Linked DNA regions of Homo sapiens: region 1 is linked to region 2. A link is an interaction called in ENCODE POLR2A ChIA-PET data of the cell type or tissue named here. Cell type or tissue: PC-9. All regions are shown on one strand. Each heading gives the region's core, and the rest is flanking DNA. Links, peaks and the distances in the headings are about the cores only.

Evidence for each region. ChIA-PET counts read pairs that join two places held together with the same protein. Peaks named below come from ENCODE experiments on the same cell type or tissue, not always from the same donor. Only the 100,000 strongest peaks of a DNase experiment are listed, where the experiment ranks them.
Region 1: POLR2A ChIA-PET joins it to region 2 with 21 read pairs; 2 of 35 experiments call an interaction of 5 or more read pairs at or near these places.

Annotation. Positions count from the first base shown.
Region 1 is chr22:29,966,198-29,983,401 of GRCh38, forward strand. MTMR3 (myotubularin related protein 3) reads left to right here. Exons shown (of 20, transcript NM_021090.4): 3 at 4,779-4,865; 4 at 12,245-12,334; 5 at 12,739-12,855. The coding sequence starts at 4,863. Among named protein-coding and RNA genes, the nearest start is that of MIR6818, 32 kb to the right of the region's middle. RefSeq lists an enhancer at 13,533-13,582. In PC-9, for the core only: no CTCF peak of the experiment used is centred there; a DNase peak (open chromatin) is centred at 13,340; H3K27ac peaks cover 1,700 bases.
Region 2 is chr22:29,770,389-29,779,877 of GRCh38, forward strand. It overlaps UQCR10 (ubiquinol-cytochrome c reductase, complex III subunit X), which reads left to right. Exons shown (of 2, transcript NM_013387.4): 2 at 1-25. Among named protein-coding and RNA genes, the nearest start is that of UQCR10, 7.8 kb to the left of the region's middle. In PC-9, for the core only: a CTCF peak has its summit at 2,101; DNase peaks (open chromatin) are centred at 2,083 and 3,093; H3K27ac peaks cover 3,630 bases.

The sequences.
Region 1 (17,204 bases), core at 9,205-17,204, 210 kb after region 2:
AAATTCTTTTTAAAAACCCATCACCACACACAAAAACCTATAACCACAGTAACATTGTCAATTATATAGAAAATTAATAACTCCTTAATATCATCAGATATTTAGTATGTGGTCAGATTTCCCTAATAGATGTCTCAGCTTATACTTTGAATAAGAATCCAAATAAGATCTATATATTGCAGTTGGTTGACATGGTCACTTAAGTCTCTCTTAATTCTGTAGGTTTCCCTTCTATGTCGGTCTTTTGTCTTGCTATTTAAAGAATAGGGGTTATTTTCCTGTAGTTTTCCATAGACTAGATTATTATTTGCATCTTGTATTTCATTAGCAGTTGTAAAATAGTATTATCAAATTCTTTTCTTTGTATATTAGGTAGAATTCTTCCCTCATCAACTACTTCATTCTATACTAGTTCATTTTGTGTAAGAAAGGCGGGATAGATACTTGATTCTTTCCCCTTACTTGCTAGTTTTCAAAAATAAAAGGTTAGTTCCTTAACATCTTCCACTGGTGACCTGTAGGGGTGTGCGTGTGTGTGTGTGTGTGTGTGTGTGTGTGTGTGTGTGTGTGTGTGTCTGTCTCTGTGTGTGTGTGAGAGAGAGAATGTTTCTTTATGAACTCATATTTAAACATCCTGAAACCCAATCCATTGCATTTAACCATTTTGCTCAAATTATTTCATTTTTAGCTAGTGAGTCTCTTCAAATTGACTCCCAATTATTTCTGACTTACCCTCAGTAGTCTTTTATATGTTTCTTACATTCCAGTTTAATATGATGTTTCAGAATCAAATTGTACATTTTCTTTTCTAGACCTGGAATTGGTTATATTTTCTTTCAGGTGCCCCATCTTCTTTTGAAGTGGGAATTAGTCTTTAGGGACCACAGTCTAGGGGCTTAGAATGCTCATTGCTGCTGGGTTGATACTGTAACTTTTTTGCAGCGTTTATTTTTATCTTATGAAGAGTTTGATTATATTGTTACTCTTCACCTCTGTTGTGTGTGTGTGTGTGTGTGTGTGTGTGTGTGTGTGTGTGCATGCGCGCGCGCGCGCATGTTTTTTAGAGACAAGGTCTTGCTCTGTCACTCAGGCTGGAGTGCAGTAGCATAAGCTCACTGCAGCCTTGAACTCCTGAGCTCAAGGGATCCTTCCACATCAGCCTCCCAAGTGGCTAGGACTACAGGTGTGCACAACCACCTAATTTTTTTTTTTTTTCAGTAGAGACAGTCTTGCTATGTTGCCCAGGCTGGCGTTGAACTCTGGGGCTCAAGCTGTCTTCCTGTCCTGGCCTCCCAAATTGCTAGGATTATAAGAGTGAGCCACTGCACATGGCTTCTGTATTTTTTTTTTTTTGAGCTATAAGTCATATCACATAAAATCCACCCTTTTAAAGTATACAATTCAGTGGTTTTTAGTATAGTCATAAAGCTGTAGAACCATTACCATTACCTAATTCCAAACATTTCATCACCCTGCAAAGGTACCTTGTACCCATTAGCAGTCACTCCCTATTCTTCCCTCAACCTGGCTCCTGGCAACCACTAATCTACTTTCTGTCTCTGTGGATTTACCTTTTCTGGACATCTCATACAAATGGAATCACACAATATATGGCCTTTTGTGCCCCAGGTTCTCTCATTTAGCATAATGTTTTCATCTATGTGTGTCATGTATCAGTATTTTATTCCATTTTATTGCTGGATAACTCCATTATATATACTGTGTGTGTGTGTGTGTGTGTGTGTGTGTATTTTTTGTTTGTTTATCCATTCACATTTTGTTTGTCCATTCATTGATTGATGCATATTTGGGTTGTTTGCACTTTTGGCCATCATGAATAATGCTGTTACGAAAATTTGTGTAGAAGTTTTTATGTGGACATACCTTGTCAGTTCTCTTAGGTATATACCCAGGAGTGGAACTGATGGGACATATGATGACTCTAAACTTTTTTGGGAACTGCCACACTTTTCCTCAGAGGTTGTACCACTTTACATTCCTGCCGGCAGTGTATGGGGGTTTCACCTTCACATTCCATCTACATCTGACATTAGTATCTTCCTCACTGGAGTTATATTTTGTTATTTAATAGTTTTGCAAAATGCATTAAATTCACTTCCATTTAAATTGTTTAAGATACAGCAGTTTGAATGTGTCAATGATGCTATCTTTAGAAATTTTATTCTAAAACACAAATATCTTTTGTGTAATATTAGGACAGTTTTTTAAAAGTAATTCAGTATGTTTCTTTTTTGAAAAGGTTCTTTATAACAGTATCCCGTTCTTTTAATAAGTTCATACCCTCAAATTTTCTCTGCCTTTGCCCTTCTCCTTTTTAATTCCAATAAGTGCCTTTTTGCACATCTTTACCTTCCTATCTAAAGTAGCATTTCTGTTACACCATCACCAAACTCTGCTTAATTTTCTTTGCAGCAGTTGCCTACTGCTTAACATTAGTTATCTGTTTCTTTGTTTCTAATGAGAAAGACCAACAATAAAATCAAGTTCCATGAATTTCTGTTCACAGTGGTGTCCCCAAAGTCTACAACAGTGCATGGAGTGTAGAAAATATTGAATAAATATTTATTGAAAAGAATGAATAAATGAGATAATTTTACATTAGTTTCAGTTCTTGAGCTAGGCCAAATCACAAAAGTTTGGCTTGGTTTGAAGAGTGGTTAAGAATGATGACTCCAACTTGGTCTGTTACTGAACCATAAGGTTCTTCCTCATCCTTCCAGCCTCTAAAAAATGGTGCACCCAAAACCCCTGTCCTTAGTCATCTTAGCCTCTCCATTTATACTTGCTCCTGCATTTGGCTTTAATGCCATTCACACACTGATGTCTCCCACATTTATGTTTATATCTCTAGGCTCCATCTTCTTGATCTCTAGTCTGGTTTAACTAGCACTTTACTTGGCATCTTTGTTTGGATATGTGATAGGTTTTCAAACATAATGTGTCTAAAATGGAAACTTTAATTTCTTGTTCCTTGTCCGTTGAGCTGTCTCTGCATGGCACGAGAAGAATAGATTTTTCTTACAATGCTCTTCATCAATAAATAGAAAATCCTTGCTTCCGGTTGCTGACACAAAAAGCTTGACTTCTCTTTTTCTATCCTATTTAATTAATCCACTCAAATCCTATGGGCAGTATTTTCAAAGTATATCCAGAATCAGTAACATCCCACCACTTCTATCTCTACTACCTTTTCATTGCTATATTGTCTCTTGCTGGGGTTAATGACGCTTTCTAATTGGTCTTCTTTTGCCCCTTACCCCCAGTAGCCTTGACTGTTCTCTACCCAACAGCCAAAATGATTCTTTTTTTTGTTTTTTTGGTTTTTTTTTGAGACTGAGTCTCACACTGTCACCTGGGCTGGATGTGCAATGGCGTGATCTCGGCTCACTGCAACCTCTGCCTCCCAGGTTCACGTTATTCTCCTGTCTTAGCCTCCCGAGTAGCTGGGACTACAGGCACACACCCCCATGCCCTGCTAATTTTTTGTATTTTTAGTAGAGATGGGGTTTCACTATGTTGGCCAGGCTGGTCTCGAACTCCTGACCTCGTGATCTGCCTGCCTTGGCCTCCCAGAATGCTGGGATTACAGGCGTGAGCCACCACACCCGGCCAAAATGATTCTTTAGAGTAAGTCATCTCCTACCATTCCTCTGCTCAAAATGCCTCAACACAATCTGGGCCTTGCTACTGCTTTTATGTTCTCTTGTTCCCTTGCTTACATTGCCCTTAAAAGAGTTTTATGCTGCACATTGAAGCCCAGACTCCCTGAAATATCCTGTGTTACAGAAGCTTAGCAAACTAGAAATGTTGGTTTTGCATGAGACTGTTCAAAGAAAAGAGCAACTTACTTACTCTTTGTATAAGCCTATTTTTGGGTTTCTAGTTGGATATTCTTTCCCCCTTTTTTGTTCTTATAAAACCAGGTAAAGGTATTAGTACAGATTGTAAGTTTTTAGAAGAGCATAGAATATTTGGGTAATAAGGCAAATTTATTTTTCCTATTTTGCTCGTAAGTCAGTTTGGTTTCCTCAGATGGGGGATCCATTTTGAATTTAGAGATAACCACAAAAACATCCTAAAATACTACAAGAATAATGATTTTGCATTTGCAGGTTGATGTTATTTATTTTTTTGAGACAGAGTCTTGCTCTGTTGCCCAGACTAGAGTGCAGTGGTGTAATCACAGCATACTACAGCCCCAACCTTCCAGGCTCAGTTGATCCTCCCACCTCATCCTCCTGAGTAACTGGGACTACAGGCATGTGCTGCCATGACCAGCTTTTTTTTTTTTTTTTTTTTTTTTTTTTGAGACAGAGTTTCACTCTGTTGCCCAGGCTGGTCTCAAACTTCTGAGCTCAGGCTATCTGCCTCAGCCTTCGAAAGTGCTGGGATTATAGGCATTAAGCCACCTTGCCTGGCCTGTAGGTTGATTTTAATTGTTGCTTTATTCATCCAAGTTTTATGATATTTTTTGTTTTACTACGAACATTAGGAATGTTAGCCTTTGATACTGTTTTTGCAGAAACAGGTTAAGACTAACAGGAGTTTTACAAAGGAACTGTCAAATTGGGATTTGACTAGTGGGAATTGGCTGGGTGATAATCAACTTTTTCTTGGCTGACTCTGATCAGCTTCTTAGGCCTGTGTATATACAATACCTTTGTGAGGATATGGCCGATTAGGGGAAAAACTATTGCCAATTTTGCCTCCCCTCCTCTTTTTTTTTTCTTCTTCCCCCTCTTCCCCCCCACCCCCAGACTTCACCATAAGGGAAAGAAGAGAGCCTTGTTGGACACTGAAGAAGGGACGGGGATTTCTCCTCCTAATCTGGGCCTCTTGTCATGGTAAGTACAAGGAAATAAGAGTAAAAAAAAAAACAAAAAACCCTGTGTCCTGACAATTAAGTGAACACTAATAAATTCATACTTACCCATTTTTGTTTTTGTAAGAAATTATTTCTTTTTCTTTCCCAGATCTCTTGTGTCTTTTCTTTTCTTGTTTACTTAGTAGTAATAGAGTACTCCAATATACAGAGCAGTTTCATTTCTGTTAACTTTAATCCTGTGAGCTAGATGTTGTCTCTTATTTTTCAGTCAGCAAGTAAATGGAATCAAGACTAAAACATACAGTTCTCGGACTCCAGGTTTTTAATTCCTTTTCTAGGAAGTAGCGTGTAGTGAAAACTGTGTGTGTGTGTTTGTGTGTAGACAAATTGTAAGATGGTAATCTGCATATTTACTTAAAAATTTTTTTAAATTGACAAATTACATATATATTGTGTACAGCATAATGTTTTGAAATACATATATACCTTGTGGAATGGCTAAATCAAGCTGATTAACATATGTATTACTTCACATAGTATATATGCTTTATGAATTTATAGAAGCAATTCCCTACCTTCCCTGTTTTGTCTCTTTAAGGCAGTATTTTGATCCCATAGTAGGTGGAGCAGCCCTGCACACCCCCTCCTGTATCTTTAACCAGAAAGAGAATTTAATGGACAATTTAATGACTTACGGGCCATTTCGGGCCCAGCTCAAGCAGAGAAGATGGAGCAACAAGCCAGCCACATTTTCATCAATCCTGAGGAAATGTAAACAGTGCTTCAAGGCTTAAAAAAGAAATGGTCCTCTGTAATATTGTCCTTCTTCTACCTTGTGATGTTTCCTAGATCCAAACTGTTTTATGCTGATGCACAGAGAAGGAATTGAAAAGGCTACATTAATTTCAAGCTTCATTAGGGACGTATGGAAAATGCTTTTCAAAATTAGAAAAAGTAAAACAAAAAAACTAGTTGTGCAGAAATGTCATATTAAAAGGAAGAGAAAGGTAACTGCCCTTATCTTAAAGGCATGCCAATTTTTTCTTAGTTTGTGGGCATTACAACTTTATGATTTATCTTATACCTAAACATTGATGAACTTTTCCTGTTATTTTCTTGATTATATTTTATTTTATTGGTTTTCCCACAGAGTTTTCAATGAATTGAAAAAGTGCTTGTCTAGTATTTCAGCCAGTGCTAATGAATAACAAATGATGGGCTTATGAAAGCAGCTCTGTTCTGTATTGAGGGTTTGTCCTTCATTGTATACCACACGGCTAGTAACAGTGTGGTCCTCTTCCTGGTGCTGCTGGGTTCTCCATGGTGCCTAGCAGAAAGTCTTCCTGGTGTTTTCCCTGGCCTGATGCTTTAGACAACGCTTGGGAGTTGATTCTGTGTGTACTAGTTGGGGAGTAGCATGGCCATGTATGTATCTTTTGTTTTTGTTTAGTTTCTCATAAAGTAGCATTGTTACAAGTTTTTACAAATTCTCATTTATAACTCTACCACCAGAACCCATGGTTGTATTCCGTTTTCTTTTTTCTTGAGACAGAGTCTTGCTCTGTTGCCCAGGCTGGAGTGCAGTGGTGCGATCTCGGCTCACTGCAACCTCCACCTACTGGGTTCAAGCGATTCTTGTGCCTCGGCCTCTCAAGTAGCTAGAATTACAGGCACCTGCCACCATGCTTAGCTAATTTTTGTATTTTCAGTAGAGACGGGGTTTCGCCATGTTGGCCAGGCTGGTCTCGAACTCCTGACCTCAGGTGATGTGCCTGCCTCAGTCTCCCAAAGTGCTGGGATCACAGGCATGAGCTGCTGTGCCCCATTGGTTATATTCCTTTCTAACTAGTTCATGTCTCATATGTATGTTTTATATAGTTAGAATGATAAAATAATTAAGTTTCTATTTTGCTTATTTCACTTAATGAATTAAACATTCTCCCATGTTGATTCCTTGGATTCCTAATGATCATTTTACTAGCTGTATAACATTCTGCAAGTTGTTGAACCATTGATTTTAATTATATACTGTATAATAGCATTTAGAGTGTATGTCCTTAATCCTTAGTTTTTGTGTAGACAATTCAGGAGCATTGAACATTCTTTTTGTTTTTAACTGTAAACCGCTGTACTAATTTGAGAGTGACATTTTTCCCTTGTCTTTTATACTCTTAAAGGTTCTTAAACGAGATTGGAGTCTGTCTTTGAGAGGTTAAGCATTAGCAAAATATATTTTCATGTTTTGTGGAAAATCTCAAGCCTATGCAGAGAGAAAAGTACAGTGCACTCATATGAACATCATTCAGCTGCAGTAATCATAAATTCATGACTATTCTTGTTTCATTTGACCTCTTTTACCCCTACCCTTTTGGCAATAATCCCAAGCATTTTATCAAGGGAAATGTATTGTTTGTCTTCTAATACCAGTCTTACGAATATGACTGGAAATGACAGTAGGACTGATAATTATTTTCACTTCTACGCTTTGCAAACACGAACACTAGATATGAATTCAGTTAGTAGGATTAATTGACTGGTCATCAGTCTCTCCTTCCCATGTACTTTATTTTTTTGAAATGGAGTTTCACTCTTGTTGCCCAGGCTGGAATGCAATGGCGTGATCTTGGCTCACTGCAACCTCCGCCTCCTGGGTACAAGCGATTCTCCTGCCTCAGCCTCCTGAGTAGCTGAGATTACAGGCGCTTGCCACCACGCCCAGCTAATTTTTGTATTTTAGTAGGGACGGGATTTCACCATGTTGGTCAGGCTGGTCTCGAACTCCTGACCTCAGGTGATCCATCTGCCTCAGCCTCCCAAAGTGCTGAGATTACAGGCATGAGTCACCGCACCCGGCCCTTCCCATGTACTTTAAATATTTATCTCTATGGTTGACTTCTGCTCTGAAGCATGTACTTTCCTCTCTTAGCTGCATAATTTAGCCAATAGCAGAAACTAGCCTGGAACTGTGGTGACTGGCCCTTTTTCAGTATTTTGTAGATGACCCCACTGACTTTATGGAGGTGGATGGAGACTACGAAGTGCCAGATGCCACAATGCCTGGTGTTCCTCAGCAGTACCAGGAAATTAATGACATGGAATACATCTCTCTAATAAGTTACTGCTTATAGCTAGGATACGTTTGTTTCCAAAACTGTTACCAGACCAGCGTTTCCCAATTTATCTTCTTCCAACTTCTCACCTTATTAACCATCTCAAGTTTGGCCTTCCTCACCTATGAAACTCACAGAAACTATAATAAATTCAGGCTAATTCAACTGCTAAATTCAACTGTTCAGCCACATGGGATCACCAGTCCCCTAGATTCAATGAATCCTAATGTTACGTCCTTGGGGATTAAATGCATTTTTGTGTACAAGGGGAGAAAAGTTCTGAAGCTTTACAGGTAATGTGAATTGAGACAATAGCTTTTAAAAAGAACATTTGTTTGATTATGAAAAATAAGTACTTCATATTCTTGCCTTGCTGGCCTAATTCTCAGTTGTTTTATGTTGAAAATCATGCATTTTCAGTTTTCAGTAGCTACTTTGGTGATACATATTGGTCTGGATTAGCACCCTGGTGAGTGTGCCAGCAAGAGTGAGTAGGTAAATGGTTTCTTTTTGTTCTTTACAAGCCTGCTACATTACTTCAGTTCTGTGCTAAAAGTCAGCAGAAAACTAGGTCAAGGAATCACTTAAAGATTAATAATGGGTACCTCTGTAAAATGACCTTACACAGAATAAAAGTCTAGGCCTTATGAGTTTATGTGAGGTAAAAAGTTAATGTGATGCTGAGAAGTTATGTTAAAAGTATACTTTTATGTAAGATTTTTGCTCCCCTCCATGTTTACATAGCATTTCCTTACTATCCCATATTGGTTTATGAGAAAAATCTCCCTAAATTGAAGATTCTTCACATCTTTCATTTGGTCTCTTTTTTTGGAGACAGGATCTCACTCTGTCGCCCGGGTTGGAGAGCAGTGGTGCAATCATGGCTCACCTTTCATAGATTAGCACTAGGAGAATGGTTTTAGGAAAAGCCTGGCTTTTGGAGTGAAGCAGCTTTAATTGGTATTTAGTATTAGAGTATAGTAGAGAAGCAGCTCTGATGGTTTCCAGACCTCTTTTTACTTCTTAAATTATTGAGGTACCCCCAAGAGGGTTTGTTTATGTGGGTTATGTCTGTTTATACCATATTAGAAAATAAAACTGAGAAATCTTTAAAATGCTCATAAATTCATTTAAAAGTAACAACAAACCAATTATATAGTAGCATAAATAACATTTTTTGATGAAAAATATTTTTCCTCATCCAAAGATAGTTTTAGTGTTAACATTTTTGCAAATCTCTTTAATATTTGGCTTAATAGATGACAGGTAAATTCTCATATCTACTTCGGCATTCAGTCCGTTACAATGTTTTCTTTGAAATATATAAAGAAAATGCAGCCTCAGGCAGATACGTGGTTAGAAAAGTAGTTAAAAAAAGGAAGAGTATTTTAAGTTTTCCCAGATAATTTATATTTTTCTTTAATACCAAACCAAAACTTGACAAGTGATGTGTTTTTTTGTTTTTGACACAAGGTCTTGCTCTATTGCCCAGGCTTGACCGTAGTGGCGCAATCACAGCTCACTGTAGCCGCTACAGTGCACCTCAGGTGCAGGTGATCCTCCCACCTCAGCCTCTTAAGTATCTGGGACTACAGGCATGCGCCACTGTGCCCATCTAGTTTCTCTATTTTTTGTAGAGATGGTGTCTCACCATGTTGCCCAGGCTGGGCTTGAACTCCTGGGCTCAAGCGATCTGCCCACTGTAGCCCCCCAAAGTGCTGAGATTACAGGCATGAGCCGTGTACCTGGCCAGTGGTGGTTCTTTAAAGGTTAGTTGCAGTGTAGAATCTGAAACCATATCAGTGAACTTTTTGTATTATATTACATTAAAACCATTAGTCTGTCTTGTACTTTGAGTGAATCTTTTATCCACATATGATTTTGTAACATGCATTGGTCATTAGGAAAATAATGGGTTCGTTGATTGAGGCAGATCTTCAAAAGTTGACATTTTATTATAGTGTGTGTTTTTTTTTTTTTTTTAAATCACACTTGGTAATACCTTCACTTTAAAGATAAAAGTTGTAAGTACTAGGAAGCTATAAAGTTCATGGTGGGAGATGAGAGGTTTTCCAAAATCTAATCTTTGCACAAAAGCTTTATTATTGACAACTAATACTATCTTTTGTTGTTACTGTTTGTTTTTTTCCTAATAGTGTCTTTTGGAAAAAAGACCTGCCAAATGTCCAAGTCTGCATTACCATAGTTTTTCCATCAGTTGTTCTTCCAATTAAGAATGATACTCAATGAAAAAAAATGGCTAGTTCATCTCTTAATTGAAGCATTTGCACAAGTGCTTTACTTTGTGACACCGTAATATTGCACCATACATCAGAGGTGTTTTACTTGTATTTCCTCTGTAAAAAAGACTTCTACTTAAGGGTCAGGATTTAATAAATAGAATTTATAATATTTCCTTGCTTTATCAAGGTCATTCTTATGAAATTGGCACCACTGTCTCAATTGTGCTAAGGTACCAGCAGTTTTACCTACCAGGTTTTTTTGCACTATTAGTATAGATGTCAATACAGTGAAGAAAGGCAATAATACCGTAATATTATTGGGAAGGTTTTGACCTCGCAGGGCCCCTGTAAGCATCTCAGAGTCTGTGGACTTCATTTTGAGAATCATGCTAGTGTAGAGTATTACCAGTTTATGATTATGGTTGCTGTTAGTAAAACCTTAAGTGTTGTTTATAGATAAGAAGAAAAACTCTTTTTGGGGGAAGACTTACAAAATTATTGGAATTGTGTTAAGTAGTGTACACAGAAGCAACCAGTAACCACTGGTTATAATTCTTAATGCTGTCAGTTGAACATGATGTGGCTTTTGCTCTTTTAAAAATTGCTGTGTGGGGCCAGTCTTGGTGGCTCACACCTGTAATCCCAGAACTTTGGGAGGCTAAGGTGGGAGGATTACTTGAGCCCAGGAGTTTGAAACCAACCTGGACAACATAACGAGACCTTGTCTCTACTGAAAATAAAAAAAATTAGCCTGGCATGGTGGTGGGCGCCTGTGGTCCCAGCTACCTGGGAGGCTGAGGCTGGAGGATCACTTGAGCCCCGGAGTTGGAGGTTACAATTAGCTGTGATTGTGCTGCTGCACTCCAACATGGGTGACAGAGCAAAACCCTGACTTAAAAAAGAAAAGTGCTGTGTAAACAGATTCTATTATAATTTAGTCAGGCTTTGTGATAGATGACATTTCTCTCATGTCTTCCTATACCATAAAAATTCATAATGCAAAATATTACTTTTTAATACAAATTGTAATTTACATGTCATCTAGATGAGAATTTATTGCTTCCTCTTTTGAAATTGTCTTAACAGAAATCTATTTTGTAATATAAGGCAGAGTAAATGAAGGATAGTCTTTCATATATTTTCAACTTGGGAAATTCAGTTCTTAAGCTTACTTTTTCTTAGAAATTGTTTTCAAGCTTTCTATTATGAAAATTTCACATATAACCAGAGTAGACACAATGGTAGAGATAATGAACTCTCACCCAGTTTCATGAATTACTAATTCATAGATAGTCCTGTTTCACTTATGTCCCGCTTCTTCCTTACTCTTGCCCCAGTTATTTTGAAGCAAATTTCAAATGTCACCTTTCATTTTTAAATATTTCAGTATGTATCTCTCAAATAATTTAAGATCGTAACTTAAAGAGAAAAAAGCATTATATCTTGGTTTCTCTTAAAAGTAGTGTGGGGCTGGGCACAGTGGCTCATGTCTGTTATCGCAGCACTTTGGGAGGCTGAGGCAGCTGGATCACCTGAGGCCAGGAGTTGGAGACCAGCCTGACCAACATGGCAAAACCCCGTCTCTACAAAAATAGTAGCCAGGCGTTATGGCACGCACCTGTAGTCCCAGCTACTCAGGAGGCTGAGGCAGGAGAATCGCCTGAACCCAGGAGGCAGAGGTTGCGGCGAGCCAAGATTACACCACCGCACTACCTGTGCACTACACTACCAGTGCACCACTGCCTGGGTGATAGTGAGATTCTGTCTCAAAAAAAGAAAAAAAAGTATTAAGAAGCTGTTAGTGCCTAATAGAAATATTCTAACCTCTTTGACATTTTTTTTGCATCAATGTGTTTTCAGACTAGATGTAACTAATGTATTGGATAGAAAAACTTTTTAAGATCAATATTGTTTCCTTGAGCTTTTCTGCCTGTTCACCTTGGTCTTTGTACTTTCATTGTGATTATGCTAGCAGATATGGCAGAAAAACCAAATATGAATGATTAGAAGCTTTGAAATTATTTTAAGGTTTTGGACTTTTCCAGGATGAAGAGACTCGGCACAGCCTTGAGTGCATCCAGGCCAATCAGATCTTTCCCAGGAAGCAGCTGATCCGGGAGGATGAGAATCTTCAGGTAATTATAGGCCACTTTTAAATGTAAAATATTTATTTAGCATTAACTGTATAGCAGAGTTAATGGATTTAAGTGTAACGTACTATATTATATATATATATAACATACATGTAGTAGAAATGCAAGCTGGAAAACATCTCATTTTAGCAAGACTTATTTCCTGAGAATCCACTGTTTAAGATGATCTTCTCTGTATCATTCCTTTAGTAGTTCAGAATTTGAATAACTAGATATATTTGAATTAGGTGGGTATAAACCCATCCTCTTTAGCTTCCTTATCTACTTATGTGCTGTGTTTTCAACTTCAGTGGCAGAGGATTTACCATCCATTCAGCCAACTGATGTTTGAAGCTTTTTTTTTTTTAACTGCTTCAGAACTCTGAAGGGTTTCTTTCATTTCGAAGGTTCCTTTCCTTGAACTTCATGGAGAGAGCACAGAGTTTGTGGGCCGTGCCGAGGATGCCATCATTGCCCTTTCCAATTACAGACTTCACATCAAGTTCAAGGAGTCTCTTGTTAATGTAAGTGATTACCAGCTGTTCTCCCTCTAAGGTAAATGGAGAAAGTAAGTCAAAAAACTTAATGCTCTCAAAGAGAGGAGAGGCATACAGAATTGGGAGAGAAAGCATTATGTGCTCTGCTTTTCTCACTTAATTTAGCACTCAAGGAACACTGGCTTGGCCAGGCGCGGTGGCTCACGCCTGTAATCCCAGCACTTTGGGAGGCCAAGGCAGGCAGATCACGAGGTCAGGAGATCGAGACCATCCTGGCTAACACGGTGAAACCCCATTTCTACTAAAAATACAAAAAATTAGCCGGGCGTGGTGGCAGGTGCCTGTAGTCCCAGCTACTCAGGAGGCTGAGTCAGGAGAATGGCATGAACCCGGGAGGTGGAGCTGGCAGTGAGCCAAGATCACGCCACTGCACTCCAGCCTGGGTGACCAGAGCAAGACTCCATCTCAAAAACAAACAAACAACAACAACAAAACACACTAGATCAGCAAGCAGCTCTTATGCTTGATTTAAAATGATGTGTGTAGTTGTCAGCTGAGGTGTCCATTGTTTAGTTTAACAGTGAATGATTTGCATTAGGTAATGCTGTATCATTAAGCTTTATAAAGGTATAAAGGCTGAATGGGCTTTTATTCTGCAATCTTTAGTAGTTACCAACTGCCTCAGTTGAGATAATTCCCTTGGCCTTAATGTCAAAAGATGAGATGCACTTTGAGCTCACTGCAGACTCTCATTACAGCATGAGGTTACTCTAATGACTCCTTGGTGGTATAAGTGTAGATGTTAAGTATAATGTTGATTTGCATAATGGACTATGTATTACTGAAGAAAAGGAAGCCTCTTGATTCTCAAGAGTACATTTACCCTTTTCAGTTATGAATGTCCTCTCAGTGAACTGGTTCTTCCAGTGCTCTGCTATCATTAGCCTTAAATGAAACGAATAAAGGCTTGAAAATTCATGTACTTACAGCAAATGCCTTCTTCCTTCTTTACTTGCCAGTGTTGTGGCTTTCTACACTCCACTTCCAGCACAGAGAAGTGTATTATGACACGTTAAAACAGCTCAGGACTGTAATTCCATGCAGACTGTGTTTTGGCTTCATTTTGGGATTCTTTGAAATCTTGTTCATTCGTTTTACTCAGCAATTAAAAAAAGACTCAGTGGCTGTCATTTTTTTTTTGGTAGTTGACATTTTTTACTTCTTATTATCATTCTTCTTTGTAGTTAAGCATTTATGTCCAGGAGCAGTTTTGGCCTGAATCCCTTCTGGCTTCTAGATTTGGGCCATGATTATAGCAGTTACATCAGTTTTCTGTCTATCAGCTAAAGATACACACCAGATTCATTAAGGAAAGAGGCAATGCTGTTCTTTCATACTATGTAGCACTCTGTTCAGAAGGGTCCACTTGGATTTGAGTAGTCGTGATGGGGAGGGGAAAGGGGGGAAACACCTATAAAATCCCAGCAACTGAGAATTCCCCACCAGCTACTGTGGAAGTAATGATAGTAGTGTTTAGTAGAACTGCCCAATTTAACTTTGTGTTCTTTCAGTGTTTGAATTGCTGGAATTAAATTATAATTAAATTGCATGTGAGAATGATAGTTTCATATCATTGCATTTTCTCATATCATCCTGTATTTATCAGTTTATTGGTTGATGGCCAAGTGTTTCAGAGACTATTTTAGAACTATTTGGGAATAAGGTCTGCTGGAAAGCAAGCAGGAAAGAAAGAAAGAAAGAAACTGATCATGTCATTCATCAGCTTAAAGCCCTTCAGTGTTTCTTCACTACTTCTATGATGAAGATCAGATTGTTTAGCATGACATGAAGCTGTCTGACAACGTGGCAGGGACCAAGGATCACAGCTTCCCTCCTTTCCCCATTATCACATTTTTACTTGTAAAAGCAGCCTCTTTGTACTATTCAGCCATACCTCACACCTCTGTGTTCTCTTTTCGGCCCAGGAACTTCTGTTCATCTGTCAAAATTCAGTTCAGGTGATAACTTCTCCTGTGAAGCCTTTCTTAGTCCCAGTTCCCTCTGTGACAGTTAACTACACTCTTTCTTTGCTTTGTCTTTATCTTGTACATTCTTTTATAACATTTACCAAATAGGTTGTAATTTTTGGTTAATTGTTTTTGTGTCTTCAAGATCCAGCATGTCTCCTGGTGCCACAATATTCAGTAAATATTAAATGAATTGAAGTTAATGTGGGTTTGAAGTGGGCATTAGAACCTTTTCCCCCTTTGGTGTTTAAAGCTCATTTTAAAACAGTACACTTCTGTGTGAATAGGCTGTGGCTTAATTGTCTCTAAGGATAGCTGTGTGAGTAGGTTGTTGACTGGAATTGTTGATCCCCCATTGTGATTGAGAGATAATGCTTAAGGAAACTTGCCACTGTTCTTTCTTTTGATCAATTTTCTTAATCTGAAAGTGTTTTTTTTCTGTTAGCATCATAACCCTCTAAGGCATAGAGCCTACATGTTACTTAAAAAGCCCAGGGTAGGCCGGGTGCAGTGATGCACGCCTGTAATCTCAGCACTTTGGGAGGCTGAGGCAGGCAGTTCACCTGAGGTTGTGAGTTCGAAACCAGCCTGGCCAAAATGGTGAAACCCCATCTCTACTAAAAATACAGAAATTAGCTGGGCATGGTGGCATGTGCTACTCAGGAAGCTGAGGTAGGAGAATCACTTGAACCCAGGAGGCGGAGGTTGCAATGAGCTGAGATCACGCCACTGCACTCCAGCCTGGATGACAGAGGGAGACTCTGTCAAAAAAAAAAAGGAAAAAAAAAAAAACACCCAAGGTAATGGCTTTGTACAGAAAAATGATGGTGTAAAAGTATTTTGGCATTGCAGTGACTTTAAAAATTTCAGATTGAGGCCGGGCGCGGTGGCTCACGCCTGTAATCCCAGCACTTTGGGAGGCCGAGGCAGGAGGATCACGAGGTCAGGAGAGCAAGACCATCCTGGCTAACACGGTGAAACCCCGTCTCTACCAAAAATACAAAAAATTAGCCGGACGTGGTGGCAGGCACCTGTAGTCCCAGCTACTCAGGAGGCTGAGTCAGGAGAATGGCGTGAACCCGGGAGGTGGAGCTTGCAGTGAGCCGAGATCGTGCCATTGCACTCCAGCCTGGGTGACAGAGCGAGACTCTGTCTCATTAAAAAAAAAAAAAAAAAAAAAAAAAAAAAATTTCAGATTGAGAGAGACTAGAACTCCTCCATAAAAATAAATTAATTTCATCACAGCTAGTGCTAAGAGATTCCTGAAACCTGAAACCTGGAGGTACTTAGGAAACAAGGATTCTTCCTGCATCGGGTCCTGGATGGAGATCAGACAGTTGGTAGTGGTGTTGCCCCTCCCTCTTTCCTTCCCTTAGCAAATAAGTATTTCAATAAAATATGTGTATTTCAATAAAATGTTAGATCAGGAGGCTCTCTTTAAATGTTATTTTATCTATATCAAACACATTTAAACCATCAAAGCCCAGACATACCAGCATATGTTGTGGCATGCCCCAGTTCATCATTTTGTATGCTTAAATCAAAATACTTAGCACTTCAGAAAATGATTTACCATCAAGTTTTAAATAGCTACCTGATATCATATATTCTCTTTTAATTTCACAGCACATTGAGTAAAATGTGTCTGTAGGTTTTGATACCGTAAACATCATTACTTTAATTCACACATTCACTGAATATCAAGTTCCAGTTCCTGTGGTAAAGAATCTCTGTAGTAGAGTTTATGTGTAGCATTTAAGGTATACATTGCTCCTATTCTGTGCTTTTCCCAAATTATTATATATTTACAGACATAGTTCTTTGAAGCTTAGATAAATTATAAACAAGTGTTCAAGTGGAATTCATGAACGTTTAAAAGTTTGTTTGTGTGTGTGTGTGTGTGTGTGTGTGTGTGTGTGTGTGTATGTGTTTGTAATTTAATAGACTGCTTCTCAATCTGCTGCTTCTAAAATCCCTGTAAGTAGTATGAAAATCCTAGGCGGTTGCTGCACCTGTGCTTGGAGCAAATTGGTTTTGAGTGTTAGATGCTCACCTTGCAAATCAGCAGAATGTTTCCCCTCTGCATGAGTCCTTTTCCTCTTACTGGACCAAATTCCAGTTGTATGCTACTAGGAGAACAATTTGTAGGGTAAGGAAAAAGCCCTGCAGTTTATACATAAGCAGATGGAATTGTGACCTTCAAAAAAATGTAGAACAAGTTTCTGTTAGAAATAATTTGTAAAATCAACACTAGTTTTTTTTTCTTTCACTTTGTTTTTTGGAGACGGAGTTTCACTCTGTTGTCCAGGCTGGAGTGCGTTAGCACAGTCTCGGCTCACTGCAGCCTTA
Region 2 (9,489 bases), core at 1-8,000:
TGTTTTAATAAAGTTGAAGAATTTGTGTTTGGGCCTCATTCAAAGCCATCCTGGGCTGCGTGCAGCCTGCAGGCCACGGGTTGGACAAGCTTGGTGTATTCTGCCTATTACTGAGTATCTTTTGGTAAGCAGTCATACCTCTCTGGGTCACAGCCTCCTGCCACAGTTCCACTCTGATGAGTTCAGTTCATAAAAGTGCTTAGTTGGTGGGTTTGAATCCTTACTCCACTGATTCTAGCTATGGGAACCAAGGTGATATGGTTTGGCTGTGTCCCCACCCAAATCTCGTTTTGAATTGTAGCTCCCATAGTGCCCATGTGTTGTGGGAGGGACTCGGTGGGAGATAATTGAATCATGGGAGCGGTTCCCCCACACTGTTCTCGTGATAGTGAATAAGTCTCACGAGATCTGATGATTTTATAAGGGGTTTCCCCTTTTGCTTGGCTCTGATTCTCTTGCCTGCTGCCATGTAAGACGGGCCTTTCGCCTTCCACCATGATTGTGAGGCCTCCTCAGCCATGTGGAAATGCGAATGCATTAAACCTCTTTTTATAAATTACCCAGTCTCGGGTATGTCTTTATCAGCAGCGTGAAAATGGACTAATACACAAGGGCAAGGCACTTGAACTTGCTGAACTCCGGTTTCCTTATCTGTAAAATGGGGTAGTAGAACATACTGTGTGGGATTTTTGGGAGTATTAAAGGAGTTGCAGGCCTGTAATCCCAGCACTTTAGGAGGCTGAGGTGGGAGGATTGCTTGAGGCCAACAGTTTAAGACCAGTCTAAGCAACATAGTGAGATACCCTGCCTCTACAAAAAAATTTAAAATTACCTGAGCATGGTGGCACCAGCCTATAATCCCAGCTACTTGGGAGGCTGAGGTGGGAGGATTACTTGAGCCAAGAAGTTAAGGTTACAGTGAGTTATGATTGTGCCACTGCACTCCTGCCTGGGGGAGAGTGAGACCCTGTCTCTAAAAATTTTTGGCTGGGCATAGTGTCTCACACCTGTAATCCCAGCACTTTGGGAGGCCAAGGCAGGCGGATCACTTAAGGTCAGGAGCTCAAGACCAGCCTGGCCAACATGGTGAAACCCCATCTCTACTAAAAATACAAAAATTAGCCGAGTGTGGTGGCATATGCTTGTAATCCCAGCTACTCGGGAGGCTGAGGCAGGAGAATTGCTTGAACTCGGGAAGTGGAGGTTACAGTGAGCCGAGATTGCGCCACTACACTCCAGCCTGGGAGACAGCAAGACTGTCTTGCTCTGTCATCCAGAATGGAATGCTATGGCCTGATCTCAGCTCAATGCAGCCTCGACCTGGGTGCAAACAATCCTCCCACCTCAGCCTCCCAGGTAGCTGGGACTACAGGTGTGCGCCACCACTCCCCACTAGTTTTTTTGTATTTTTTGTAGAGGTAGGGTTTTGCCATGTTGCCCAGGCTGGTCTCGAACTCCTGGACTCAAGACATCCTCCTGCCTTGGCTTCCCAAAGTGTTGGGATTACAGGCGTGAGCCACCATGCCCAGCCAAAAATGTTTTTAAATTAAATTTTTAAAAATAGAGGAGCTGTAGGCCGGGCGTGGTGGCTCACGCCTGTAATCCCAGCACTTTGTGAGGCCGAGGTGGGTGGATCACGAGGTCAGGAGATTGAGACCATCCTGGCTAACACGGTGAAACCCCATTTCTACTAAAAATACAAAAACATTAGCCGGGCGTGGTGGCGGGCGCCTGTAGTCCCAGCTACTCGGGAGGCTGAGGCAGGAGAACGGCGTGAACCCGGGAGGCGGAGGTTGCAATGAGCAGAGATCGCATCACTGCACTCCAGCCTGGGCAACAGAGCAAGACTCCATCTCAAAAAAAAAAAAAAAAATAGACGAGCTGTAATGCAGTTAGCACAGTCACAGATGCTGGCACATGGAAGAAACTGTTGGCAGAGAGACATGGAGGCTAAGGACTCAGAAAACCAGACGATTCTGCTGGAAGGCTGGAGCAGTAGGAATGTGAAGAGGAGGAGTTGGAGAAACGTCTGGTCATTCATTCAGCAAGTGTTTGGCTGGCCACTGTGAGGCACTGTGCTAGCAGGACATATGATGGTAATATAGCATGTGGGGCTTAAACTCCTATGGGGAAGACACTAAAAGCCATCCTGTATTATTACAGACTGAGCCAAAGGCTCTGGGAAGCAGTGCAAGGAGAGGGAGGGATTAACCAGGGTGACAGCTGGTCTAGGGAAGCCTCAGAAGAGCTGAGACCGATAGGTGATAAAGATGAGCCACTTACGTTGGGCGTTAGAGGCAAAGCAGGGGAAGTAGCAGGTTTTAGGGCCCATATGGGGAAAGCACTTGCTGTGTTGCAGGAGCTCACAGGCCAGGTAGATGAGGTTGAAGGTGGAGAATACACGAGACCAGATCATTCAGGACCTGGTAAGTCATAGTGAAGAATCTGGGCCGGGCACAGTGGTTCATGCCTGCAATCCCAGCACTTTGGGAGGCCGAGGTGGGTGGATCACTTGAGGTCAGGAGTTCAAGACCAGCCTGGCCAACATGGTGAAACCCCTGTCTCTACTAAAAATACAAAAATTAGCGGGGGCGTGGTGGCGTGCACCTATAACCCCAGCTACTTGGGAGGGTGAGGCAGGAGAATCGTTTGAACCTGGGAGGCAGAGGTTGTAGTGAGCTGAGGTCTCACCACTGCACTCTAGCCTGGGCGATAGAGTGAGACTCCATCTCAAAAAAAAAAAAAAAAAAAAAAAAGAATCTGGATTTTACCAAAATTAGAATGAGTAGCTACTACTGAAAATGTCTTAAGCAAGGGAGCAACAAGCTCTGTCATATAAAAACCTCACTCTGGGAACTGTGGGGCAATTAGATTGGAAGTGGGTGGGAATAAAAGCAGAGAGCCTAGCTAGGAGGCTGATGCCTGGCTCCTGGTTAGAGCTGATGGCTGTTAGAGACCTTGCAGCCTGGCTGGAAACCGTGCCTCCTGGCTGGGAGTGCCAGAGGAGAACACTGGGAAGCCCTGAGCAGGCATAGAGCAGTTGTTTTGTAGCTGGGGTGGCTGCCTGGCCTAGTAAGGTAAATGACTCACCCGTCTGCCATCTTTCACCTACAGCCTGATGTGATTCAGCCAGAGCTGGATTATCCAGAATCTTCTCTGATGGAGGAAGATTCAGGTCAGGAAACCCATGGAGAGGTAGGAGAGACCCTAGAAATTGTCCAGTTTTTCCTACCTGAGGTGTATCTTTGTGAAGACGAAGTTGAAGCCTAGAAAAATCATGACCTGCTGAAGATAGTATAGCTCTGGGGGTCAAATCAAGACCTAAACCAGGCCAGGCGCGGTCAGACGTGGTGGCTCACGCCTGTAATCCCAACACTTTGAGAGGCCAAGGCAGGTGAATCACTTGAGGTCAGGAGTTCGAGACCAGCCTGGGCAACATGGCAAAACCCTGTCTCTACTAAAAATACAAAAATTAGCCGGGTGTGATGGCTCATGCCTGTAATCCCAGCTACTCGGGAGGCTGAGGCAGGAGAATCGCTTTAACCTGGGAGTCAGAGGTTGCAGTGAGCTGAGATTGTGCCACTGCACTCCAGCCTGGGCAACAGAGCGAGACCCCATCTCAAAAACAAACAAACAAAAAACGCATAAAAAATTAAAGTTAGTTTTATTCAGAAGTTTTTTTGTTTTTTCTGTGTGTGTGCTTTTTTTTTTTTTTTTGAGAAAAAAAAAAAAAAAAAAAAAGGAGCCCTGAACCAAAGCGGAGGCTATTCTAAGACTTTTGTTTTTGAGACGCCATAATAGCTCACTGCAGCTTTGAACTCCTGGGCTCCTCCTGCCTCGGCCTCCTGAGTTGCTGGGAGTACAGGTGTGTGCCATTGTGCCCAGCTAATTTTTTGCAGAGACGTGGTCTTGCCATTACCCAGAAGGCTCTTAAACTCCCGGCCTCCAGTGATCCTCCCTCCTTGGCCTCCCAAAACACTAGGAAAATAGGCGTGAGGCACTATCCCTGGTCTCAGATGTTTATGAATGATTTCAGCATCACATAGAGAATGACTCTGGGGGTTGAAGATTGCAACTTATATTAAATTGTTCCCAATTATTTGAGGGCAACATTCTGGTAAACAATAAAGCAGGGGCCAGGCACAGTGGCTCACGCCTGTAATCCCAGCACTTTGGGAGGCTGAGGCGGGTGGATCACTTGAGGTCAGGAGTTCGAGACCAGCCTGGCCAACATGGTGAAACCCTGTCTCTACTAAAAATACAAAAATTAGCTGGGCGTGGTGGTGTCTGCCTGTAGTCCCAGCTACTCAGGAGGCTGAGACAGGAGAATCGCTTAAATCTGGGAGGCAGAGGTTGCAGTGAGCCGAGATCGTGCCACTGCACTCCAGCCTGGGTGACAGAGCGAGACACCATCTGAAAACAAACAAACAAACAAACAAAAATGCATAAAGAATTAAAGTTAGTTTTATTAAGAAGTCTTTTTTTTTTTTGAGGCAGGGTCTTACTCTATTACCCAGGCCAAAGTATAATGGCACAATCATGGCTCATTGCAGCCTCCAACTCCTGGGCTCAAAGGATCTCCTTGCCTCAGCCTCTCCAGTAGCTGGGACTATAGTTGCCTGCCACCACACCCAGCTAATTTAAAAATTTTTCTTTTATAGAGATGGAGTCTCACTATGTTGACCAGGCTGGTTTTGAACTCCTGGCTTCAAGTGATCCTCCTGCCTCAGCCTCCCAAAGTGCTGAGATTACAAGAGTGAGTCATTGTGCCCAGTCTTGCTCTGTTACCCAGGCTAGAGTGCGGTGGCGTGATCTCGGCTCACTGCAACCTCCACTTCCCGGGTTCCAGCAGTTCTGCCTCAGCCTCCCGAGTAGCTGGGATTACAGGCACCCACCACCATGCCTGACTAATTTTTTTATTTTGTAGTAGAGATCGGGTTTCACCATGTTGGCCAGGCTGTTCTCGAACTCCTGATCTCAGGTGATCTGCCCACCTTGGCCTCCCAAAGTGCTGGGATTACAGGCATAAGCCACCGTGCCCATCCAGCCTATTTTTTGTTTGTTTTTAAGAGATGGGGGTCTTGCTATGTTGCCAAGGCTGGTCTTGAACTCCTGGCCTCAAGTGATGCTTCTACCTTGGCCTCCCAAAGTGCTAGGATTACAAGCATGAGTCACTGTATCCCACCGTTATTTTTCTTTGCCATTGTATTTTCTAGATTTCTAACTTTTCTGCATCAACCGTGTATTATTTTTATAAGGTGGGGTACATAAATTAAAAGGGGGTTTCCCAGATAGAGAGTGAATACAGAGAGCTAAGAAACGTGAGCCACCAGCTCTGGCTCCAGGCCTGGAACCCCTCTGCTTTGTGGCCCAGGACTCCCTCCTCAGATGCCAATGAGGACTTGTCCCTCGGTGGCACTGCCAAATGAGAGCTGCCTCCCCACCCCCCCGCCCCAGAGCTCCCTGGATGGGACTGCCATGCAGGTGGGAAGAGGTAGGATTAACACCCTCCTCCAATTGGCACCAAGAAGCTGTTTATAACTAGAAAACAGTTCTCCTCCCTCCCAAGCTTAGCCTGAGGCATTTCCTGGAGGCAAAAGCTGGGACAGTCTTTAAAGTCAGAAAGCCTCAAGGGCTTCCCACTTGCTCCCCAGCACAGGTGTTAGGAAAAGTTAAATACTTGGGTACCTTGGAAAGTGAGTTCCAGAAAGTCTCTGATCCCACATAACTCTGAGCAAGCAGGACCACTCTCCTAAGAGTACTGGAGTTAATGTCATTTCCCTAGCTTCTCTCTTGTGCTCAAAAATATCTCTTAAGCTGGGCGCAGTGGCTCATGCCTGTAATCCCAACACTTTGGGAGGCCAAGGCGGGAGGATCGCTTGAGCCTAGGAGTTTGAGACTAGCCTGGGCAACATGAGACCCTGTCTCTACAAAAAGTAAAAAAAAAAAGAATTTCAGCTCAGGTTAGGGCTATGAAGAAAATCAAACTGATAATTTATGGAGAGTGACTCTGGTTTGAAGAGTAACGTTACATGCGCTTTGTTTCTTTTATCTTTTTTTTTTTTTTTTTTTTTTTTTGAGACAGGGTCTCACTCAGTCTCCTAGGCTGGAGTGCAGTGGCACCGTCTCGGCTCACTGCAACTTCTGCCTCCCGGGTTCAAATGATTCTTGTGCCTCAGCCTCCCAAGTAGCTGGGATTACAGGTGTGTGCTACCATGCCCAGATTATTTTTTGTATTTTAATAGAGATGGGGTTTCACCACGTTGCCCAGGCAATCCACCCACCTTAGCCTCCCGAAGTGCTGAGATTACCTGCATGAGCCACCGTGGCCAGCCAAGAGCATTGATTTTAGAATGGACAGTCCTGGGTTAGACTTCAAGCCCCACCACTCACCGGCTGTGCGAACTCAGACAAGTTACTTACCCTCTCTCAGCCAGTTCCTTTATCTGTAAAATAAATAACCCCCATGATACTGCACAATGGCAGCCATAATTCTTGTTGTTTCTGAGGGTGTTGTTATCTAGGAGGGGTGTCAAGGGAAGTAAACTCTGTATAGTAAATCTCCACCCAGCTGACTGCTTAAATAACCCAGCCAGAGGGTACCCTAGAAGCTTCTGGCACCCCAGGGCTGCCTGCCAGGGCTTAAAACATTTTACCTCTGTGTTGTCATGGTGGCCCAAAGAAGGAAGGCCCAGCTCTCAGAACATTCTAGGTTTGTACACCAAGCACACGTTGAGCTTGTCCCAGGTAGACACAAGGATGCTTCCTAACCACAGGCTGGGTTCCCTGGGGAGTGGACTCCACTGGGGGCTAGTGTAGACCAAGGAAAAGAAACAGGACCAGCAGAAGAAGTCAGACTGGCTGGGCGTGGTGGCTCATCCCTGTAATCCCAACACTTTGGGAGGCCGAGGCAGATGGATCATCTGAGGTCAGGAGTTTGAGACCAGCCTGGCCAAATGGTGAAACCCCGTCTCTACTAAAAATACGAAAAATTAGCTGGGCATGGTGGTGGGGGGGGGGGCACCTGTAATCCCAGCTACTTGGGAAACTGAGACAGGAGAATTGCTTGAACCTGGGAGGCAGAGGCTGCAGTGAGCTGACATCACACCACTGCCCTCTTGCCTGGGCGACAGAGTGAGACTCCATTTCAAAAAAAAAAAAGAAGTCAGACCAAGATGTAGATGTGTTCTTTGTGTTTTTGTTTTTGTTGTTGTTTTTGAGACGGAGTCTTGCTCTGTCACCCAGGCTGGAGTGCAATGGCATGATCTTGGCTCACTGTAACCTCTGCCTCCTGGATTCAGGTGATTTTCCCACCTTAGTCTCCCGAGTAGCTGGGACTACAGGCTCCCACCACCACGTCTGGCTAGTTTTGGTATTTTTAGTAGAGACAGGGTTTCACTATGTTGGCCAGGCTGGTCTCAAACTCCTGATCTTGTGATCCACCCGCCTCGGCCTCCCAAAGTGCTGGGATTACAGGTGTGAGCCACTGCATCTGGCCATAGATGCAGTTTCAACAAAGGCTTCCGCTGACCCTGGTTAGTTCTGAAGCATGGCCGTTCAGAGCTGTCCTGATCTGGGTGACCAGGGCCATTTATAGCCTCTTTTTCTTTTTGAGTTTTTTTTTTTTTCTTTTGGTAGAGACGGGGTTTCACCATGTTACCCAGGCTGGTCTTGAATTCCTGGACTCAAGTGATCTGCCTGCCTTGTTCTCCCAAAGTGCTGGGATTACAGGCGTGAGCCACCGCACCCAGACTGTAGTCTCTTTTGATCACTCGCTGGAGGCTGCTGCCTAGGAAGTGGGCAGACAGGGCAGGGCAGTTCTCTTCAGCCTGGCCAATCCCTGAAGAGGCCAACAGCACGTCCAGCATCTGAGGTGGTAAATCTTTCGTACTGAAGGGACTATGGGTACCCACCACACTCCCCTCCCTACCTCTGCATCTTTCTCCGGCCCATTTTATACCTGCATCTGCTTCTTGAAGCTCTGTAACAACAGATTGGCAAAATAAAAATCACTAGATGTCCTTTTACTTATTAAATTCACAAAGTTTTTTTTTTTTAATCATTATAATATCCGGCATGAGCCAAGATATGGGAAATGATCGTTTCAAACACTGCTGGCGGGAAGACCCATTCAACAACATCAGTCAAAAAACTTGACCCAGCAATTCTATTTCTAAGAATTTATCCTGAGAAGATAATCATGATTGTGGGCAAATATTTAGCCAGGAGACTCTTCATTGTAGCTTAACGGCAAATAATTAGAAAGAACCTCAATGTACAAAAACAGGGAATTGCCCGACTAAAGCATGGTATAATAGAAGACAAGTAAGCCATTCGACATGATGCAGATGAGAAACAGAAAGATGTTCACAATATCTCATTACCTGAATAAATGGTGATAATAGCATGTGTAGTACGATCCCATATTTGTAGAAAACCATTATGTGTATTCTTTTTTTCTAAAAAAAAAATGCTGTAAGGATAAGAACTAAAATCTTAACAGTGATTATTTCCGCATGGCAGGATTATCAGTAGTTTTCCTTTGCTTATTTGTGTGAACCACACCGAGCATGTTACTGCTTTTGTACTAAGGGGGGAAGCAATGTAAGTTATTAAAAAGAAATAGATTCCATCCCCATGACTCAGTCAGCCCTTCCAAACACAAGGAACAAGGACCGTCCTACAAATGAGTTTGAAGTCCTCTGGGGAAAGGACAGAAATCAATGAATTTACAATGCCTGAGCAATGTGCAAAGTTGGAGAGAATACAAATTCCTTGCACAAGACGGAGGTTGTGGCAGCTGCTTGAGTGACAGCAAAGGACGAACACTCTGTACTGTGTGGGGCAGGCAACCAGCACACACAGAAGATCACACACACAAAAATAGTGCCTTCTCTGGGCACTCACTCGGGGGCAGGCCTGGGCCAGGTGCCGCACATGCACCCTGTGTCACTGGATTGTCATTCCAAGTGGAAAATGAGGCTCAGAGAGGTTAAGTGTCTTGCCCAGGGTAACGCAGCTAGTGAGAGTAGAGCAGAGATCCAAATGCAGGACCATTGGCTATGCTCATATTTATTACTATGTGCCATGTAAAAAAAAAATCATTTTTCTCTTTTCTTTGGGGCCTTGGCCTGATATGCTTGAATTTATATATAGACCGAATGCCAAGGGCAGACTCCAGCAGGCATCAAGGACAGAGCAATGATGGAGTGTAGCGAAAGTGTTGGCTGGCAGCTGCTTGGTGCTGACTGCCTTCTTGCTGCTCCTGGCCTATCCCCATTTTGAAACTTCTGCCTAGACTGGGCACAGTGGCTCACACCTGTAATCCCAGCACTTTGGGAGGCTGAGGCAGGCAGATCGCTTGAGCTCAGGAGTTTGAGACCAGCCTGGGAAACATGGGGGAACCCCATCTCTACAAAAAATACAAAAATTAGCTGGGTGTGGTGGTGCACACCTGCAGTCCCAGCTACTCAGGAAGCTGAGGTGGGA